Regions from separate parts of the Homo sapiens genome. Here region 2 is linked to region 1. The links are chromatin loops, found by intact Hi-C in ENCODE. Cell type or tissue: heart left ventricle. All regions are shown on one strand. Each heading gives the region's core, and the rest is flanking DNA. Links, peaks and the distances in the headings are about the cores only. Region 1 overlaps PPCDC (phosphopantothenoylcysteine decarboxylase). Region 2 overlaps GOLGA6C (golgin A6 family member C).

The links. Peaks named below come from ENCODE experiments on the same cell type or tissue, not always from the same donor. Only the 100,000 strongest peaks of a DNase experiment are listed, where the experiment ranks them.
Region 2: it touches region 1 in a loop (8-fold over the local background); 4 of 110 quality-filtered maps call a loop at or near these places.

Annotation. Positions count from the first base shown.
Region 1 is chr15:75,026,627-75,031,995 of GRCh38, reverse strand. It overlaps PPCDC (phosphopantothenoylcysteine decarboxylase), which reads right to left. Exons shown (of 6, transcript NM_021823.5): 2 at 3,543-3,749. The coding sequence starts at 3,677. Among named protein-coding and RNA genes, the nearest start is that of PPCDC, 5.7 kb to the right of the region's middle. RefSeq lists enhancers at 72-572, 2,629-2,818. In heart left ventricle, for the core only: CTCF peaks have their summits at 2,345 and 2,546 (motif pointing left); a DNase peak (open chromatin) is centred at 2,525; H3K4me3 peaks cover 612 bases; H3K27ac peaks cover 1,969 bases.
Region 2 is chr15:75,271,490-75,276,858 of GRCh38, reverse strand. GOLGA6C (golgin A6 family member C) reads right to left here. Exons shown (of 18, transcript NM_001164404.2): 18 at 3,404-5,369. It also overlaps a transcript of GOLGA6D not described here. Among named protein-coding and RNA genes, the nearest start is that of GOLGA6D, 8.7 kb to the left of the region's middle. RefSeq lists enhancers at 1-45, 578-1,109. In heart left ventricle, for the core only: a CTCF peak has its summit at 2,277 (motif pointing right); a DNase peak (open chromatin) is centred at 2,258.

The DNA of each region.
Region 1 (5,369 bases), core at 250-5,249:
TGAGAAAGGAAGACTGACTTATTGACAATCTGCTGAGGCATCTTTTATTATCTGAGAGGTTTTTATCTGCCTAACAAGACCGTATAATTCCTCCCCTCACCCTCCCATAACTTGTGTCGCCACCACCCCCAGAAGCCCCAAGCCCCTATTTCCTTCTGTAGCTCAGGCTGCTATACAGGCTTCAGCCATCTCACCCTTCTGGGAATCTCATATTTTGTGGTACACCCATGTGCAGATATGTAACTAAATATGGTTTTCTCCTGTTGATCTTGTTTTTTGTTGTTATTGTTTTGAGATGGAGTCTTGCTCTGTTACCCAGACTGGAGTGCAGTGGCATGATCTCAGCTCACTGCAACCTCTGCCTTCTGGGTTCAAGCGATTCTCCTGCCTCCGCCTCCTGAGTAACTGGGATTATAGGCGCCCACCACAACCGGGTAATTTTTGTATTTTTAGTAGAGCTGGGGTTTTACCATGTTGGCTAGGGTGGTCTCGAACTGGCCTCAAGTGATCCGCCCGCCTCAGCCTCCCAAAGTGAGCCACCGCGCCCGGCCCTGTTAATTTTGTTTATAAGTCAGTTGAACTCATAGCCCAGCCAAGCAGCCTAGCAAGATGGAGGAAAGCCATTTTTGCTCCCCTGCATGGGCCAGGCTGCCAACCCCAGGGAAGAAACTGCCTGAGCTGACAACCCGGATTTTACTGCCACTCAATTACATGACAACTACGGAACTACAAAACCCCCGGCATCCTGAAGCTCCTGAGCCCCAGGACCTTCTCTCAGGCTGCCTTTGGGTCCTAGTCCTTTTTGCCCTCACATCTAGAATCTTCTAACACCAGTGCCAGAAGAGGCCCTGGAGATGGATCATTTGAGAACCTGCCCCTCCTTCACTGTGTGGATAAGAAAATTATGGCCAAAAAGAACGGACTTGCCCAGGGTCCCAGCGTCAGAAATGTGCTCAGCTGCCTCTCTTGTGACACGGTTGCCCACCTGCCCCAACATACTCAAGGTCATCTCTGCTAGTGACTACTCTCCCTGACTGCTGGTGTGTGTGGCTTGTGGCTAATCCATGTCTCTCCACCACCCCTCACAGTCTCCCTGATTTGGCTACCTTGACATTAGCGGCTTTCCCGGGATGTCTGGACATACTGGTCAATCAGGAACAGTGATGGGCCAGATCTGTAGAATCCCCCAGCTCCCTGCAGCCCACACCCCAGCTGTTCATGTGCTAGACAAAATCTGGATGTACCTAAGGAAGTTCCGGAAAGCCTTGAGCACCTGAACCCACGACTCAGCAGGTGAAGAGCTGAAAGTGACTGCTCCAAGGGACAATGATGCTCCTGCAGGAGATCCAGCAGGAGGCAATGTGGAGATCAGGGCCATCAGGGAGTGAAGGGGAGTGTGCAGGGATAGACGCCACCACTGGGGCCAACACAAGGCAATCCAGGGATTACCTTTGGATCCCAACACCTCACGAGGGCCCTAATAAGCAAGGCCAGGCTTGGAGAGCTGTCTCCCTGCAGATGAAAGGCATGGGCCCTCCACAAGAGCAGGTGAACTGTGGCTTCCATGGCTCTTCCCAGTGGGGTTGCCCCACACCATGTGGCTGGCCCAAAGGACATGAACAAGGGGAAAGGACAGGGTGATGGCCAGGAAACACACACAACCGAGTGCTTCAACATGCCAGGCTCTGTGCTGAGTCACTGGCACAGGACCATTTTCATCTGTGACCCCTCCCACCCCAGCCAACATCTCAGGGAGCCTGACAAGAGTCTGGGGGATGGGCAGCAGGAATCAGCCCTATTTTCAAATGGGAAAGGCAAGCTCCAAGAGGCTGAGTCGGGGAGCCCTCCCTCCCAGTTCAGTGCCCTCTGGCTGCCTCACTTTTGGCATCAACTCCAACCAGAGAGGGGAAGCCAAGTCCTGTTCCAGACATGGCCTGCCATCCCATGGGGCCCAGGCTAAAAGGCCCTGGGGTGGGCTGGAGCACCTCCCTGCTCCAGGCAACCCTTTCCTCACAACCCCCCTCCCACCAAACGCTGGCTGCGTGGGATGGGAGGAAGCGGTAGGGTTGCCATTTCCCTCCGCTCTGAGGCTGCCCATCTGTTTCCTGGGATAGGACTCCCCGCCCCTATCCACCCCTAGTCCGGAAACTCACTTGCCCTGGGGCTATGGGAAAAGGGAACTGCATGGCTCCCTCCCTCCCCAGGGGGTGGTGGCAGAGGCCTCCCACCCTCACGGCTCTAGCTGGGCAGCTCCTACCAATGCTTCTGGGTACACAGCGGGTGGCTGGGCCTAAGCAGCACTGCCCTAAAAGTGCAGCACCCAGTGTCAGAGTGCCACGAGACTCTCCTCCCTCCCCCACTCTGGCCTGGCTGTCATCCCTGGCTGGCAGCTTCATGGCTTATCCCAGCCCTGGGGGTGGGGTGATGGGGTGACTTTCTGGGTGGAAGTTGGTGGAAAGTAAAAAAGTGAAACACTTCCCAGCCCAGCCCCAGCTGATGTGACCACGTGGTCATCTGTGAGTAAGCACCGCCCCCTGCTGGACATGCCAGATACGGCCACTGCACCTTGGGTGCTCAGCTGATAACAAGAGGGAAAAGCCAGGCCTGGGGCCCAGCAACTTCACAAGACCCCACCAAAAACTAGGGGCCAGTAACACCAGCAGTGTCTAAGGCAACCTATAGTTCTATGTCAAATAAGTTTAAAAGAAGGGGCCAAAACCACAGGGGCTGGGCTGGGGCAGACAGGGAAGGCTTTGCACAGAATGTGAAAAGGCGAGAGAGGAGCAGAGAGGGCAGCCAGCCTAGCAGGGCCCAGCCACGCAAAGACCAAGGGGGATAAGACAGACCAACTAAGGGCCCTGGAGGTGGAACTAGGAAGTGGGGCCACTCCCTGTTAGATTTCACGCTGTTTAAAGCCTTGAACTTCTGCACCAGAACCCCAATATAGAAAATAGATCCAAGTTGAGGGTCTGGCCAAGGACGGGGGCTAGAGTCCCTCACCCCAGCACACAGTCGGGGGCCCCTGGGGCAGCTCTGAACACCTGAAGGAGCAAAGTTTGAACCTAGAGCTTCAGACAATGGGGTTTCAGAGCATTTGACTGACAAGACAACCATGAGGTCTCACGAGGAGGGAGAACACAGCCGCAGTGTTCAAGGCGGAATGAAAGCAGGGATGGGGAAGCCCAAGGCAGGAGGGGATACTGAGAACTTGCTGCACTTCTCCAGCCAGCCCTCCTCCCACACAGGACTTCACGGATTCTCAGGGTTAATGTATGGGAGCCCAAACCCTCCGTTCACTGGGTCCTTTCCCAGTCTCCCCTCATGCCCTGTCTGTACTATCTAATCTAGCCCCTGGTTACACTGGGCACTGGTCTCTGTCTCCTGAATCCTCCACAGAGCACCACACACACAGGACCTCCACAAGCATGATTAACATGATAAAGAAAAAGAAAATTGCATGTACTGCAGAGCAATGGGCCATCCCCGGGAGCACCGGCCTCCCATGCCGGAGGCTGCCATGCTTATCTGGTGAGGATACTCACCCCAGGAATGTCCAAAAGCTTTGACACCAGAAGAGGCAACTTCAGGGCTGCGACACTCCCCGTGACACCCACAAGAACATGGAATTTTCTCTCCATCAAGGGTGCAGCAGCTGGACAGGAGGCCTTTGGTTCCATGTGGGGTCTGGTGGCTTCAAGTTCTGGGAGCCTGCCAGGCCTGGGCTCTATAAAGCTGTCGGGATTTAGGATCTAAAAGGAGAACAAGGGCCACCCCCTTCATTCATACAGTCGACCAGAATGTATGGAGCACCACGTATTAGGCCCCAGGCCAGAGGCTGAGGCAGCGGAAGGGATCAGCAGTCCTGGCTTCAGGGAGCACACAGTTTGATAAGAAAGTGAGACACCTTCCCCACACATGGGCCAGTCACAAGGGAATGATGCAGTGCTGTGGGGAAGGGCTGTACCAGGTGCGTGGCTGCTCAGGGTGACCATCTCTAGAAGTCAGAGATTGCATCCCAGAAAAAATGACATTGGGGTTGAGTCCTGAAGGATGAGTTAGTTTTTCAGAGACAGGAAGAAATCACTTCAAAGGAAGGAACAATCTTGCCAAGGTGAAGGTCCTGAGGAGGGTGGCAGGTTGGGGAACAGGGAGTGGCTTACTAGTGAGGCCGGACTGTGATGGGGGGTGGTAGAGGGGCAGAAAGTGAGACTGAAAGTCAGGGTGAGGCCAGAATGCCGTGGGCAGCGAGGGCCAGGGTGAGGAGTTTTGGTTTTAGAAAGACGGTGCTGGCACCTGGTGACAGTGTCAAAGGGACCCTGTTAGTGGAGAGACTGGAGGGCGAGAGGAGCTGCTGCGGTGGACTGGGCTGACTGGTGAAAGGAAGCGGCAGGAAGGGATGGGTTCCAAAGATGCTCATGAGGTGGAACCCTGGGCAACAGGGAGGTTTGGGTGCTCCAGGGAGCCAAGAGATTTGCCTCTCTGTCCCTGTCCCTGTTAATCAAGATGGGCACCACCGTACAAATCAAAGCCCAGGAAGAAACCAGCATAAAGGGGATGCAGGCCACCCCAGGAGATTAGCTGGTTTGCTTCTTCCTCTGGCTCTCAGACGTTGCTAGAAGTGTGCACTCATGATAATATGGCTGATGGACACCAAAACCTACACGTGGCGGGTTGGGCCAGCAGAACGTGCTTCATCAGCAACCATCACTGAGGACCGATTACAAAGAACACCATGCAAAGGAATTGTGGAAAACACAGTAGCTGCCTCTGGGGAATCTGTAGGTTGAGTTTGAGAAGACAGGAATGACACCTGTCTGAAATTATTTGAGATCAGTCCTTCCCTGGGATGCACCTTTTTGGTGATCACAGACTCAATTAACACATCAGTTTCCTTGCCTCTCCCTCCACCAGCAAGCTCCCTGAATGTGTGACCGGGTCTAATTGCCAACCAGCAGTCCACTAGCCGGCAGTCCTGAACAGGTGCTGAATGAATAACTATACCCTCCAAGGCAGTGTGAGCAGAAGACAGATACCTAGCCTGTGAAGCAGAAGCCCTGGGCCCTGACCATGGTGTGCTCCTGACCTGGAGTGACCCTGGTCCAGGGTCATTCCCTCCCTGGACCTGTCCCTTCATCTGAAAAATGCAGAGGTAGGACCAGATGATCTCTGAAGCTCCTTCCAGCAGAAACTTTGAGTCAATACATGAAAGAGAGCAGTAAGGGGCTCTCCTTCCAAGACAGAAGGTCCTAGAAGATGCACTCAAAAAAGAATCAGCATGGCAAGGGAAACCCAGGCAGCTGCCCAGGAAGCAGCGCTGGTGAGTTGTCCAATGGCTACCTCCATGGCTGAGCATCCACAGGGGCCTATCT
Region 2 (5,369 bases), core at 110-5,109, 250 kb before region 1:
GTCCTGGGTCAGCCCCACTGTCCAAGCAACTGCAATTTCTCACTAGAGAGCCAGGGCAGGGCAGGGTATAGGAGGGGTCCCTGGAAGATGCCCCCCAGAATGCCCTGATGCCTAAAACGTTCCCCGTTGGGCCTTCTCAGGGAGGGAGGGTTAAGACAGCCTTGTTCTCTCCAGCTACCTCCATCACCACTGGAGCCCTTACAGGCGTCATGGGAGAGAATTGGCTCACTGGAGCCAGGAACAGCATGGACACAGCCCTGGGGCTGAGGCTAAGTGGGCTCTGGGAGACCGTCACTCTCTCTTCAAGCTTTGGTCTCCTGGCCCTCTACAAGCCAGGCTGTTTCAGGCTTTGCGTTAGGCCTTGCTCAGAGACAGAGTTGAAACACAGCTGGTGGACACAGTGGGCTTTAGGGAGGGGGCACGTACCTGGGGGTGGGGGCTGGGTAACAGGGAACGGAGGCCCTGGGGCTAGCATGGCCTGTCTGGAGGTGGCACAATGGGACCTGCACCACATGAGGACAGAGGGTCCACCTGGAGGAGTGGATCAGCCAGATGGCCACCAAGCTGGATGGCCACCGCCAGAGCCTGCAGGACAGCAGAGGGGGCTAGGAAGGGACAGAGGACAGCTGAGGGGCAGGGAATGTGGGTTCCTCCATACAGACACTTGAGTCTTCCCTAAGTGGGTCTTCCCCATGGGGGTGAGGGGGCATTCAAGACACACCTCCAGCCCACCTCAAACCATCTCAGGAGGCCACCACCAACTCACACAGGCCAGCTGCATTGTCACAGTGACCCCAGAACAGCACAGCCCTGTCCTTCAGATAAATAAATGGAGAGAGTGATGCATATCACAGCCAGGAGCTGGGACTCAGACCCAGGTCCAGCTGCAGTGCTGCCTCAATGGCTCCACCTGCACCTCCTCCGGGACTCAGTTCCTGCTAACAAGTGAACACTTGAGTATGGGTGAAATAGGTGCTATTATCCCTTCTGGCTGCTGGGGAAGCAAGGCACAGATGACTTGCCCAAGGCCAACGTATCATGGCTGGTTCAACCCCATCTGTCTCGGCCAGCACATCCCCAAGGCAGAGGCTTTACTGTGATCCAAACCTGGAAGGTGGCACTCCTTCCAATGTCCCACCCAGGGCACAGAGCATGCAGCCCCATGTTTGGGGAGGTGACAGGGTGGGGAGGTGACAGTGTGGGAAACAATCTGGTTAGGCCAAGGCCTCATGGAGCCCAGGGTTCCCTAGGACCAGGAGAGCTCTGGAGCCCACACTGACACCCACTGGAAACCTGGAATCTGCACCTGCAGGAGATCGGGAGAGGGGTTCGGCCTCCGATGCACCTGCAGCAAGGTGAGACAGGCACAGGTGGGCGCCCTGCTTCCAACCAGTGTCAGGTGGGCAGGAAGCAGATCTCCTCCCTGACCTTCCTCTCCTGCCTCCCCCAAGCAGAGGAGAAGGGGCAGCCGCCCATCAGGCCATTGCCCAGATTGAAGCCACTGAAGCTAGGTCCCAACAGGTGAGTGTGACCCCTGACTATCCCAGGCCCGGCCCAAGGCAGTCATGTCTCTGGTGAGGACCTGGTAGACAGATGTGATGTCCCCAAGTGGCTCTATAAACCTCTTGAGGATAATCAAGGAAATGGGCAAAAACATCATGCTCAGCCAAGAACCTGATAGGCACAAGGGGGACCAGGGCAGGTAAAAGTCAGTTTGGGTTCAGGCCTGGCCCCTGGAAGGATGGTGGATGAAGAGCCAGCCACGGTGAAAGGGAATGGATGGCCACGGGCTGGGTGGTCAGGACTGTCAGCTCCTGCAGCCCCTGCAGAACATCTGCCCAGGCCTGGCTCTGCGCTCAGCCTTCTGCCTGGAGCCACAGGTGCCTGGACACCAGCCTCAAGTAGGGATGGTGGTAGGAAAGGCACTTGTGGCCACATGTGGGCACCTAAGCATGGGACAGAGGGGTATCATGCCCCAAAGAAATCACAGAGGCCAAGAGCTTAAGCATATGTGACACCATCAATAAATCCCCTTGTCCTGGGTCACATCAGTTAAGTCAGAGCCTACCCTGACCCTGAAGCTGCAGCTCAGTCTGGTTGAGACTCACAAAGAGATGTTAGTGCTGGGCAGGGGGCCTGGAAGACTCCTGGGGTGAATGGAAGTCAGTGCCCTTGGGTGCTAGTATCTGTCTTCCCGGCCACCGCTAGATCAGGCTTCTGAGCCTGTTGGCTGTCAGGGCTGGACTGTGCCCCATAGGCACCATGGCAGTCCCAATGAAATCCACCAGGTGTCACTAGGCAGCATAAAGGTAACAGGCCTGGAAGGTCACCAACAGCCCAGCTGGACATGCTCAGACAACTCTGGGGCTCCTCATTCAGTGGCACAAACTCCAGGACCCAGTGAGGGAAAAAGGAACACACCAGGCTGAGCAGTATGGCTAAATCCATTTATTCCAAAATGAAAAGCAAAATAAACGGGAGTCGCATCACCAGGGAGCCACAACCCCATCCCCGCCTCCTTCCTCTGCCCCATGCTATCAATAAATAAGTTTCCCAGCCACAAATAATGATTAGAACCTCCTCCTCATATGCCAGCTCCAACCTCTGCTAGGTACGATACAGGGGGTGGCCCTACCCCCTGGAATATACAAAATGTTACACAGATACTATATGTACACTGGGGCCTTCCCAGCAGCCCGTGCCCTCACCTGCTCTACAGTTAGCCCCATTGTCCCTGCCTCAGCTGCCTCTCTGAATAAGAAGATGGGAGCCCCCTGAGGGAAAAGTTGCTTTGGTGAGGGTAGGGAGGCCATCAGGCCGCCTCCAAACAAACCGACTCCACCAGCCTCTGGCTCTTAAATAACAATCATCATCATCCAGAAATCTAAGGACTCAGCCCTGGTCAAGGTGGCAAAGGGTCTGTTTGTCTCTCCCCATTAGACAGGGGTCTTGTCTTGCTACCCTAATGATAAAGGGGTAGGAAGGGATGGTAGGGACACGATGGCGGCAGACTCCAGCCCCACTTCTCCAGGCTTATGCTGACAGAGGCCTGCTTTTATTTATTTTTATTTATATCCCATGACTTATTTTTTAATCCCGTAACTTCTTTTTCATAATACTTTTTTTAAACTTTTCATAAAACTTTAAATACTTTTTTCACAACTTTTTTTGCCACGACTTTTCCACATTTTTTATCCCATAACTTTTTCATCCTACAACATTTTCTAAATCCCATAACTTCTTTTTAGTTTGTATTCTTTTAATAAACACACTTGCATAGTTAATTACAATTTTGTAAAAATAAAAACTGATTATCTCATGCCAAGCGTGCCCAGCATTTGCACAGTCTCAATACCTGTAATACTATAGTTTTCAAGACACACAAAATTTTAAGGCAAAAACAGCACTTTGCAACAATTTAATAATTTATTACATTACAGTAGCATCACAGTAGCAGTCAACAATGCCACTTTAGGCAACAGTGTTTCAGTATTTCTATTATACATTCTGTTTACAAGAATTCATAAACTGGTAAAAGTCATTCTAAGAAAACTTGGCAAATAAAGCCTTGCATTGGAATTGGCATTTCTTTCTCTACTTTTCCTTCCCCCAGTTTCTTTCTTTCAAACTACAGTATTCATATTTTAAAGTGTTTTAACTTATTTCAAAACATTAAGATAGCAGTTACATTTTTGAATAGTTATATTCTTTTAAAATGACTCTTTAAGATAAAGTTTTAGAGAAACTATATTATGCATAGGGCTGATTTATATTTTCACATTTTCTAAATATCAGCTTTGGTTTTAGAACTGACTTGTTTTCATTTCTGGAAAACCCATCAGGTTAAACAAATACTTTAAAAATGATTATATATTGCAATCTTTAAATAGATTTTTAATTCTTTACTTCCTACAGAAATTCAAATTTATTCAGTTGAACCCACACTTTAAAATTCTATGTTTCTGATTAAACTCTACCCTTCTAATGTTGCCTTCTAAGCAAATTGAAAGCTGCCTTAAACTGAATGAGGAAGAGAACAAATACTTGGCTGAATGAGGTATTGCAAAGGACCACATGCACTTTGAAGAAAGACTTAAGTTATTGTTATATGATTTACATGCTATTTAATTTTTCTTAAATATATGACAGAATACCTACACAAAGAGTGGTATTTCAGTTAATATAGTACATTCATTTTCCAGACTGACATTCAGCTTAAATATGCCGGTGTGTGATTTAATCCACAGGTACCTGATGAACACATTATTGTCAGATTGGTTGCAGGTGCTAAAGGCTAGCTGAAGATCATTCCTAGTCATTTATATTTATCAGGGTAAAAGTGAAGTGATTTGAACTATAAAAATACCTTTGAAATAATTTATCAATGTATTAGGTAAACCCAGTTTCAGAATTATAAAGAAAAACTGTTAGACCAAATAAGGTGGCTAATTAACAGTGGTATGATTTCTAGCCCGAGGGTCTAAATTGGACTCAAACTGTCTTTAAACTGAACTCAAAGAATGCAAAAGTGGCAAGTTCAGAAAATAAAAGGCAAGAACAGGACTTGAAGTCCATTTTAAACCCTCGGGCTAGAAATCGTCCTACTGTTAATTAGCCACATTCGTTGGTCTAACAGTTTTTCTTTATAATTCTGGAACTGAGTTTATCTAATACATTGATAAATTCATACAATTTGGAAGAGTCAGTTGAAGTCACAAGGACTTAATATTTGCACTCTTTCACTGAATGCAGGCACATCTGTTATTCCATCTGTAAAATCGTATTATTGCTCTCCTATTAATGTCATATGTATAAAAGTATCATGAGGATGCCAAATGCTAAAAATGGAGATGGTCTAGTAACTAGAAATGCCCACCCCAGGGAGCGCACACACATCTCTCCCTGCATCCTAATACTGTGACGTATTTTGGAACACAGACATTAGAACTTCATGAACTTTTAGCTGTTGATTCTTTCCCAAGCATCTTAAAGTTATGATTTAGGCAATGTATGACTGAAATAATTCACTCATCACGTATAGGCACATTAACATAAATATGGCACAAAATATGCCTCTAACTGAAACTGAGAGGTATAAAAACATATTTCACTCTTTGTGAAGAACTTTGTGAGGAAACATAAGTCTGTCATTGTATAGACACTTTTTCTCATAATACTTGGACATTCACAAACATTAGATTGCACTGCAGCTTGTAAACATTTTAAGTTGCATAAACTTCGCCTTGATTTTCATGTGTAGTATAATACTGTCTACTAAAACTCCTTTTTGTTTCAACTAAGTACTCTCACATATATTGGTTTATAATAATGGTTGTTATTATTTTTAAAGTGTTTTCCATTCAAAGAAA